Linked DNA regions of Homo sapiens: region 2 is linked to region 1. Evidence: chromatin loops called from intact Hi-C (ENCODE). Cell type or tissue: endothelial cell of umbilical vein. All regions are shown on one strand. Links, peaks and the distances in the headings refer to the core of each region. The heading gives the core; the rest is flanking DNA. Region 1 overlaps ABL1 (ABL proto-oncogene 1, non-receptor tyrosine kinase). Region 2 holds the start of LOC124902349 (small nucleolar RNA U13).

What was found. A loop is a pair of places that touch in the nucleus more often than their neighbours do. Peaks named below come from ENCODE experiments on the same cell type or tissue, not always from the same donor. Only the 100,000 strongest peaks of a DNase experiment are listed, where the experiment ranks them.
Region 2: it touches region 1 in a loop (4-fold over the local background); 3 of 110 quality-filtered maps call a loop at or near these places.

What each region holds. Positions count from the first base shown.
Region 1 is chr9:130,845,612-130,850,984 of GRCh38, forward strand. All of the region lies in intron 1 of ABL1 (ABL proto-oncogene 1, non-receptor tyrosine kinase), which reads left to right. Among named protein-coding and RNA genes, the nearest start is that of ABL1, 13 kb to the left of the region's middle. RefSeq lists an enhancer at 1,837-2,459 and a silencer at 2,051-2,345. In endothelial cell of umbilical vein, for the core only: a CTCF peak has its summit at 2,506 (motif pointing right); DNase peaks (open chromatin) are centred at 410, 1,130 and 2,110; H3K4me3 peaks cover 244 bases; H3K27ac peaks cover 2,801 bases.
Region 2 is chr9:130,449,537-130,454,909 of GRCh38, forward strand. ASS1 (argininosuccinate synthase 1) reads left to right here. Exons shown (of 15, transcript NM_054012.4): 2 at 2,688-2,797; 3 at 4,769-4,837. The coding sequence starts at 2,693. LOC124902349 (small nucleolar RNA U13) reads left to right here and starts at 320; the gene lies at 320-419. RefSeq lists enhancers at 1,771-2,472, 3,947-4,447 and a silencer at 2,186-2,480. In endothelial cell of umbilical vein, for the core only: a CTCF peak has its summit at 2,068; DNase peaks (open chromatin) are centred at 2,365 and 4,175.

The sequences.
Region 1 (5,373 bases), core at 220-5,219:
TATCAGGTGACGGTTGTGATCATTGTTCGCACCACTACTTTGAAATGACATAGTTGCCACTGGACCTTGTTATTTAATGTGCGAATAAAGAGACAGTTATTTAAGGCATTAATAAGAGCTATATTACAAGTTTTTAAAAGTCTTTTGAGGACTGTTTCAAAAAGTCTTTTGAGGACTGTTCTCCTTTGCAATCCTCTGTAAATGCACCATTGCATTCCAACCCGGGCAACAAGAGCAAAACTCTATCTAAAAAAAAAAAAATTCATCCACAGGACAGCGCTGGCCTTCCGTTAGACTTTTGCTGTTGAGTCTGTAAGTTTTCAGCAGCTGTGTTTCTCCAAGGAGCGGGGCTACTGCTGGTTCTTTACGTCTTTCCCCCACTGCCCTGCCCCTCCCTGCACCCTAGCAGCTGACACAGTGTTTTGGGATTTGAAGATAACACAAAGGCTGTGTTCAGTTAAACGTATGTCTGTGTGTGTGTGTGTGTGTGTGTGTGTGCTTGTGTGTGTGTGTGTTTTAATAATTTTAACTTCTCTGGGTGAAGGTGTAAATTACAAAATAAAGGACCATGTAGAAATAGATAAAATGACTTTCATCAAGCTCAAAATGTGGGAAATAATACTTTTCCTCTAAGCTCATATTTTGAAAAGTTGTTTGAGACTGTTATAAAATAACTTGAGAATAGTCTGAGCATGATCTCATCCGCTGGAACGGAGTATGAAATAAAACACGAAGCCTCTTTTTAGAAGGATCTGTTTTATAGATTTTTAAATTACAGAGATTCCTTGAACTGGAGGATAATAGCGAAGGACCCACAAAGGAAATATGAATAAAGCAGCACAAGTTTAAATAATTGAATGTGAGCAAAATTAAAGGGAACGTTTGTCACGTCTGACATGCTCCATCCTCCTGTCCCCCCCACACTGAACCGTCTCCAAGAACCTTCCGGAGAGCCCACAGTGTGAACAGTAATGAATGCTCCATAGCTGGCCGCCTTGCACTCTAGTGGGAACTATGATGTTGGGCACAAGTGCCAGCAGGAAGGTGGGAAGCTTCCCGGGGATGTTTTTCCTGGAGGTCAAGTCCCCCCTTGGGCTGTGAAGTAGCCGGTACTGGGGTTCATGGGCATTTCCCTTCCCTGACTGTTCGCCAGCGTCTGGCACAGCACCAGCAGCCCCTGGAAGTCTAGGCCAGATATGCCATGTCCGAGAATCTTTTGTAAACATTTTTCATCAGTGACTCACAGCTTTGAGAAAGGATTATTTTTATATAAAACGATCTTTCAATTTTACTTTAAAGACCCAAACCATTTTCTTAGAATACTGTCTAAACAAGTTAATCATGCACAGATCCAGTGAATTCTGTGGCCTGGTTCTTATAAAATTTCCAAATAATTTTATACTGTCATAGACAGAGCCAGAGCTTTTTAGAGGTTTGAGGCATTTTTTAGATGTATTACTGTTCTCGGTGCTCAACTAGCTAATTAGTGATTTTTTCTGAGTTTAGTTGGTGAGTGGAAACCTTTTTGTTAACATTATGACAAAATAACAATATGGTTTTAAGTGGAGTGAGAGGCACTTTTGAAGATCCAGATCTTAGATCCAGATCTTAAATCTGTTTAAAGTATGACTCAGAAAGGAGGCTGCAGAAAATGTTCACTAAAAAAATTTAAGAATAATAGCAGATGCTAAAATTTATTTCCCAAGACAATAGCCAAAAAGATCTGCTGGAAGAACAGAAGAAGGGAACTAGTTGGGGCATCTTTTTTTTTTGAATGAAGCCTTCAGCCTTCTTTAGGGGAATCTTGCTTCCTGACAGAGGGACCGGTGGAAAGTTTGTGTCTTAAGCAAGAAAGATTTAAGTACATTCTGCAACTTTGGCCTTGTAAGCTGTGATCATTTTTAAGGTTGACGAGCATAGTTCACTATGAAATGAAGCAAGTAACTTGGCATTTATACATTGTGAGTCAATTTTGACATCAGCCTGGATTGGGAATTGACTGGAAGGTTTTGGTGTTGGACTGTGGCTACACTTCAGTGTCTCGGTCCAGAGGCATGCATGAGCAATACTTCCCTTTGGGCTTTAGCCATTAATTTGTGGAATAGAGCAAGAACTGGAGAGGAAAGTCGAGAGACTGCCTTGGATCGCCTGACGTCCTGTTGAATCAAAAAGCAGTGGGAGGCCCTTTCCTTCCTAACAAAGGCCTCATCCTCTTGCATAACATTCCCAGCATCTGTCGACATGTTCGGGACCATCCCACTTTAACCCACACTTCAAGTGGATGGCCACCTCTGGGCGGGGATCTGCATTCTGCTTATTCCAGGTGTTTTCCAGGCCACTTCCCCGATTATGTAACTTTGATCAAATCCAGATGCGGCAGAATGTTTGATAGAAGAGGTCAAATGGCATTTGAGAAGAAAAGCATTTCTGTATTCATGACTTTGGTTTAATTTCCTGTGTGGGCCTGGTCTGCCAAAGTTGTATGCTCATGGCCACGAGGTTGACGCACCAGAGGGAGGCACTCAAGTGCCTTTTCAGGACAGCCTGAAGGAAGCCTCCCTCCCCAGCATGCTTTTTCATGTTAAATTATCAATTATGTAAGTTTAGGGCCAGGCGCGGTGGCTCCTGCCTGTAATCCCAGCACTTTGGGAGGCTGAGGTGAGTAGATCACTTGAGACCAGGAGTTCAAGACCAGCCTGGCCAACATGGCAAAACCCCGTCTCTACTGAAAATGAAAAAAAAAAAAAAAAAAAAAACTTAGCCAGGCGCAGTGGCTCACATCTGTAATCCCAGCTACTCAGGAGGCTGAGGCAGGAGAATCACGTGAACCTGGGAGCTGGAGGTTGCAGTGAGCCTAGATCGCACCACTGCACTTCAGCCTGGGCGATGGAGTGAGACTCCAACTCAAAAAAAAAAAAAAAAAAATTTCAATTGGCTTCTATTAAAGCTTTTTTATGTTTGTCATTGTTTTCTAGTAATAACAACAATCCACATTTTTTGTGAGAAATATACCATAATATAGAGAAGTATAAAGAAAATGTAAGGCCAGACACGGTGGCTCACGCCGATAATCCCAGCACTTTGGGAGGCTGAGGCAGGCTTATCACCTGAGGTCAGGAGTTCGAAACCAGCCTGGCCAACATGGTGAAACCCCATCTCTACTAAAAATACAAAAAAAGTAGCCGAGTGTGGTGGCGGGCACCTGTAATCCCAGCTACTCAGGAGGCTGAGGCAGGAGAATTGCTTGAACCCGGAAGGTGAAGGTTGCAGTGAGCAGAGATCACGCCATTGCACTCCAGCCTGAGTGTCAAGAACGAGACTCCGTCTCGAGAAAAAAAAAAAAGAAAAGTAAATTTAAAGCACTTAAAATCCCACCACCCTGAGTTAACTACTGTTCACAGTTTGGTGAAATTCCTCCTCGTCTTCTATTTTTTCATAGTTGGGACCATGCCTATATACTGGAATGTAATATAAACACTTAATATATTATTGCGAGTATATTCTCAAACTTAAATATTTTTTCCAAAAATATTTTGAGTGGCTTTTAAAATATATCCTATTTTATGCATGCAGCATAAACTAACTTATCCTGTGTTGATAGATATTTTGTACTTGCCCTTTTCTGTGCTGTTGTTTAAAATTAGTGTATAGAAATAATTGTGTTGATCACTTAGGATAAATTCCTAGAGGTAAATCAGATATTAAATTCTTTATAGACTTCTGGTTCATATTCCAGTTGCCCTCAATTTATACACCTACTACTAGCATTGTATGAGAGTGCCCGTTTCTCTGAAATCTTACCCACACTGGCTGTCAGCGTCAAAAAGATGTATCTGCAGATTTGGCAAGGAATTTGCATTTCAGTGATTATTATCAAGCGTTCACACACTTTCCATGTTTAATGGTAATTTTTTTTGTTTTTTTTTGAGACGATGTCTCACTCTGTTGCCCAGGCAGAGTGCAGTGCCGCGACCTTGGCTCACTGCAACCTCTGCCTCCCAGGTTCAGGTGATTCTCCTGCCTCAACTCCTTAGCAGCTTGGATTACAGGCATGCGCCACCATGCCCGGCTAATTTGTGTATTTTTAGTAGAGACGGGGTTTCACCATATTGGCCAGGTTAGTCTCAAACTCCTGACCTCAAGTGATTGCCCGCCTTGGCCTCCCGAAGTGGTGGGATTACAGGTGTGAGCCACCGCACCTGGCCTTTAATGATAATGTAAATTTTTTGTGAATTGTTTATTCGTGGCTTTGCCCCATTTTTTCCATAGTGGAGGGATTTTTCTTTTTCTTGTTGGTATGTAAAGTCCTTGTGTGTCAAGAATGCTCTGCCTCACAGTTTTTCTAATATAATGACAGTGGAAGCTCGTAACTGGCTTCCACTTGACTGACTTGCTAAATTGACCGGCACTCTTCACTTCCTTATAAAACATGCCTCCATAGTCCCTGTGCCCCATGGCACATGGGATGGGGTAGCCACACTACCACTGTCTGCTGCTGCATATGTTCCTGTCCACAAGAGCCAGTCATGTTTGTTTCCAAGCCTGGTTCTTTCAGATATAGCTGTTGTTGTAATTACTTGGTTGATATGAAACCAATGAAATGCAAGTGTGAAAAGAGAATTGTTTCTAGGAAAATTAAGATGAATGCTTTAGAAAGACTCAGTAAAGGAAGATAAATTTAACAAATTACTACAGAATTAGGTGTAAGACAACAGTAAATGATTGGAATGAATTACAGAAATCTAGAAAGCTTTGACAGTGGGAATGCGTAGTGAATGGCTCTAAGTTCTCCCTCCATCTGTAGGAAATTGAAGCTGGAAGTGAGATGATATATTCATTATAGGGAGGACTTACAGAAGAAAACATCAAGCTCTAATCACATGTCCACATTTCGTTTTGTTTACTTATTTTTTGAAATGGAGTCTCACTCTGTTGCCCAGGCTGGAGTGCAGTGGCATGATCTCAGCTTACTACAACCTCTGCCTCCTGTGTTCAAGCGATTCTCGTGCCTCAGCATCCTGAGTAGTTGGGGCTACAGGTGTGCACCACCACGCCCAACTAATTTTTATATTTTTAGTAGAGACGGGGTTTCGCTATGTTGGCCAGCATGGTCTTAAACTCCTGACCTCAGGTGATCTGCCTGCCTCGGCCTCCCAAAGTGCTGGGATAACAGGCATGAGCCACCGCACCCAGCCCCACATACCTACATTTCAAAGGACAGTCTTTGGCCCTACAGTCAAGACTACCAAACCAATGTACACTAAATGGGGGTGGGGATCACGTTGTTGTTTTTTGTTTGTTTTTGTTTGTTTGTTTGTTTGTTTGTTTTTTTGAGAGAGTCTCGCTCTGTCACCCAGGCTGGAGTATAGTGGC
Region 2 (5,373 bases), core at 178-5,177, 400 kb before region 1:
GCCAGCATCATCAGATCACACTTGCCCAGGACTTCCCTTCCTTGAGTCTCCAGTGGTGGTCTTGTACCTATGAGCAGGGGGTTAAGGAGCCGAGCTGATCTGAGTTGGAGTCCTGGCTCTGCTGCCTACCAGTCAAACGAGATGCAGGGCAAGTTCCTCAGCCCAAGCCTCAGTTTTCCTGACTCTAAAATGAAGAGAACCCCAGATGGAAGGGCTTAGCCTAAGACGGACATGTCTATTCCCTTGATTGTGGTGTTGATGTCACGGGCGCATCCGCACGCCGAAACTTGCTAAATTGGACACAAAAAAATATGCGATTATTTTTGTAGTTGATGAATGTGCTGATTGGGTATTCTCGTGTGTGTGTGAGGTGCCACCCTCAAACTTTGTTATGATGTTGGCACATTACCCATCTGATATTTAAAAAATGCAATTTATGATATGTCAAGTAGACCTCAATAGAGCTGTTTTAAAACATACAACAGAATTTCCCGCAACCCAACCACACCACCCGCGCCATCACACGCAAACAGGGGTAGGCTTCCACATATTTCCTGAATGCCTTCTGGAGCAGGGGGCAGGAGGCAGGAGGCAGGACAGGTGGCTCTGGGGCTCCTGGACCTCCTCTGCTCAGTGAGGCTGCTCACAGGAGATTGGGCGGCTGGAAAGTAAGGTTTAGGGCCTCTGGGATGGCCCAGGCTACCTGCAGGCAGCTGAGTAGCTCTGCTTTTGCAGAGTGGTTCACTGCACTGTGAAAACAGATTCCAGACGCCGGGAACTCACGCCTCCAATCCCAGGTACTGCCCACCTTAAGTCCTCCCTGCCTGCCTTCCTCCCTCCTTCCCTCCATCCTGCATGGCCAATTGCCTGGCTGCAGTTGCCATGGATACCACCTGCTGGCTCCAGGGTTAGGGCTGGCTGAGTCACCAGCAACTCAGGGGCAGGGGGTTGAATGCCCAGTAGGGACGTTGTGGGCACCGACCAGAACCATCTTCTCTGCCCCAGCTGCATGGTCCATGAGGTGTTTCCCCTTCTAAGTCCAAAGGGCAGCACAGGCCTGTGAGCCCCGGCTGACTGGCAGGTGGGACCGTGCAGCATGCACGGGACTGAATTCTCATGTGACGGAGCTCCAAAGTCCACCTGGCTACACGGCCAGGCTCTGCAGCAGAGGACGGGAGGCCTGGGAAAGGCACTTCCTCTCCCCGAGCTTCCAGGCACACAGAGAGTGCTCAGGATAGCGATGCCTGCATCACTGCAATGGTGATGGCCGGGTGACCCTTCTGGGCTCCACTTCCCCAGTAGTGTCTAATAAAGACCCTGGGTGACTCTGACCTTGTGACGTTGGTCAGACTCCAGTGGAAACGTTCCCAGGCAGAACAAACATGCCCTGTACATTTGGGAAATGCGGGATGCTGGGGCCAGGTGTCCACGGAGGCTGGAACCAGGAGGCCTGGGCCCACATCTGCCCCTGCTGCTTGTTGATCCGATGACCCTGGGCAGGTGACCTCGTCTCCCTAACCCTGGTTTCCTGTTCAGCAAATTGGACACAGTGAAGACGCCCAAGCCCAGGGCCACAGGAGGCATGTGGGGGAGGGGGGTGCAGGGCGAGCCCAAGGGCAGCCCAGGATTCAGGGAGAGCCCTCGGGGAAGAAGCATGGCTGCAAAGATCAGGAGACAGGAGGCCTTGGCGCCTTCGGGAGGCTTCATTGTGACGGAGGGTGGGGCAGGATGGGAGACCGCAGGCACTTCCCGGCTGCAGAGGGCCTGGCTGCAGAGAGCCCTCGTGCCCATCTGTCCCCCCGGGAAGGGCCGCTGGTTGCAGAGGTCTTAGGCCTCTGCCTGTCTATCGCCTTCCCTCCCTGGGCCTCAGTTTCTCTACCTCCACACTGGGGGAAGTTGGTCTCTGAGCCCCTCCAAACTGGGCATTGGCAGAGTTGAATTCAGAGGCGCTCACATTTGGAGACACGATGTCTAAAATTCCAGCCAGTGAAGGTTCCATGGGGTTGCAGGTAGGAGAGGGACTGGGGCTGGGCCCCTGCCCCACAGCATCCTTCTCCACCTGCAGGTGGGCGGCGGCACTGCGTGCTGGGGAAGCACAGATTCTTGTGCCCTCTGTGACCTTGAGCCTGCCACTGACCTCTCTGAGCCCTGCTGGCTGCCTCCCCAATAGGAATGACAACTCCTACTTCATGAGGTTGTAGTGGGGGCTCAGGGGCACAGGGAGATCCCGCTGAGGCTCCCAGGGCCCTGCCTGGTGCTTGGCAAGGAGCAGTTCTGATGGGGGATGTGTCAGCTGCCAGAGGCTCAGAGCCAAGGCCCCTCCCACATCTCCTGCCTGCGTGCATTCCTCACATCCTGGCCTTGGGCCAAACTGCTCAGCCTCAGCCGCCTTCCCTCGATGCTGGAGGATCAGGTCCAAGAGATGCCTCTCCCCGACCAGCCTAGGACTGCAGTCAGCATTCCCAGGCCCCAGTGTGGTCTGTGGGGCTGTGTGCAGAGTGTGCGAGGTCAGGGTTCCCGGGGGTGGCAGGCACTGAAGGTGAACATCCTGTTCCCGACCTTCAGTGGCAGCTTGCCCAGGAGACAAGGCTGTCCAAGGCCAAGGTCGGGGCTGGGCTGTCTGCAGGGGCTGGCGGGGGGCACTGGCTGTCTCAGGGTCACTCAGGTTGTTCCTCGACTCCCGCCAGACGCTATGTCCAGCAAAGGCTCCGTGGTTCTGGCCTACAGTGGCGGCCTGGACACCTCGTGCATCCTCGTGTGGCTGAAGGAACAAGGCTATGACGTCATTGCCTATCTGGTGAGGGAGCGACCTGGGTGTCTGTCTTCCTGCGTGTCCTGCAACCTGTCCTGTCTGCCCCCTGCCAGCCTCTGTCTGGGTTGTCAGCCTGTCTGCTCACCGTCACTCATTCAAGCCTGGCCTCTTCTCTCGAAGCCTGTCTTGAACTGGAACTAGGAAAATAGCTTCTCGTTGTACTGCCTCACTTTCTCCATCTGCAAATTGGCCATCCTTGAGATGCCTTCCAGAGCCAGGTGATGGAGGCGCGGGGAGGGCACAGAAGTGAACTTGGCAGTGCTGCTGGCTTAGCCTGCTTGCAGAGAGGCATGGGCTGGGACCTGCTGCCAGCCCTGGGAAGGCACACAGTCTTCCCATCTCCAGAGTATGCTGTCAGCCTGCAGTAATTCAGCAAAGATTGTGGAATCCTGAGCTGGAAGGACCCTGGGGGATCACCTGGTTCTGGGATGGGAAATAGGTCACAGGTGATGGGTTATGTGTGAAGCCACTTCCTCATCCAGGGCCCATAGGAGTCATCCCTCTCAAACTAGCTCCTCTTCGACTGAACCTGGCCACAGCTCTGAGTCCTTCTCTGTGTGGCTGTGCTGTTCAGGACTCTTAGGTGCAAATTTTAGAAACTGAACTCAAACCAACTTACGCAAAAAGGAAAGGGAAAAGACAATTCTTGGCTCACACAACTGAGAACTCCAGGGGTAGGATGGCTTCAGGCAGGGCTGGATCCAGGTGCTTCTAAGATCTATCTCCAACTCTACTTGGCTTCATTCTTGGCCTCTCCACAGGGCAGGCAAGGCTCATGGTCACCCTCATAGCCCACCTTTCCCAAAAAGGAGGGCTTACCCCCAGTAGGGCCCATGGGGACCCACCACGCATTAGTCCCTATGGCTGCATCATGGGGTGCGAGGCTTGGGCCATGAGCCTACTCCTTCAGTGGGCGGGATTTCTTCCTCTCCATCCCTGTGGAATGGGGTCCACCCAGGAAAGAAGGTTCTGTTTCCAGAGGAAGTGAGCCTGGGTCTCTGGACAGACAAAACTTAGCTCTTGCCAAAAGTGGCTTGTTTGCCGGCATATTGGCATGTCTAACTGCGCCCAATGCCCTTGTCATTCAGGTTGGGGAAAGTGAGGCCCAGGGGAAGAAATACTTTGCTCACAGTCACCTGGTGGGTGAGAGCACAGCTTTGAGGGGCTGCAAAGAGCCCAGGGTGTATCCATCTCACTGTAGGTAGCACAGCGGGGCAATCAGAGCTGGAGCTGGGCGTATAGACCCCTGGGCTACCACCTGGGGGATTTAAAAGCTGAATGTGATTCAGATAAGCACCTGCAGCTGGGCTTTGGCAAGATTCCAGGGTCTGGTGAGCCGAATGAAGGGAGTGAGGGCTGAGGCCAGGATCTGGGCAGCAGGCCAGAGTCCAGGCAGCAGGAAACATGGCAGTGTCTAGACAGGGGCTGTCAGACCCCGAGGTCAGGGCACTGGCCACAGGGACGGAGCTGGAAGTTCCTGAGCACGGGCTTCTCTGCCTCCCGCCTCTCAGCTGCCTCAGGATGGCCAAGGCATGGCCTTTGACTAGGGAGGAGAGCTGGAGGCTAGGAAGGCCCTGACAAGCTAATCTTTGCACTGGCTGAGAAAGAGTTTTCTGGAAAAGACAGATGAGTTTCAGGAGAACCCTAGACCTTCCAGCAATGACAGCAGATGGTTGTCTCCCAGCAGCCTGTGTGGCCAGGGCCAGGCTCAGCCAATGCTCCAACCCATGGAAGCCACCAGCCATCACCACGCTACAATCCAGCTCCCAATCTCACCTCCTGGAAGAATCTCACCTCTCCAGGCCTTGGGCTTTGTCCTTTTTCCTTCTTACTGTGACTTGGCCATGGAATGGAAGCTGTCTCTGTAGCAGGGGGTGGGAGGCTGCTGCATGCGGATGGTGTGAACTCAGGGCTCCCCCCAGGGGCTGACGGAGCCTCTCCGCTTCTGCTTCTCAGGCCAACATTGGCCAGAAGGAAGACTTCGAGGAAGCCAGGAAGAAGGCACTGAAGCTTGGGGCCAAAAAGGTACCAGGCGGGAGGCAGGGATTTGGGCTGGGAGTGGGGCGGTGATGTGGAGGGCAGTGGTGGATGCTCCTGCCCCAGGGATCCCATCCCTTCCAGTGTGTCTTCTTGCTTCTAAGAGTATGAGATCATCCTGCTCTCAGGTGTGTGAACCCTCTTGTTTTTCTGCCTCCCCCACGCCCTCTTCCACCCACCCACCTTCCCATCCAGGTGGAGTGTCTCTTCCCCACCCACATACCTTCCCTTCTCTTTTATCTCTCTGTCCATCTATGCACCCACTCACCCTCTTTTATCTCTGTTTATCTACTCGTCCACATATCCATCCATCATTCATCCCTCCATTAGCTATCCATCGATCCATCCATCCATCCATTCAGCCATCCATCCATCCATCACCCACCCATCCATTCACCCATCATCCATCCATCCATCCATCCATCACCCACCCATCCATTCACCCATCATCCATCCATCCATCCATTCATCCATTCATCCATCATCCATCCACCCATCCATCCATCACCCATCCACTCATCCAC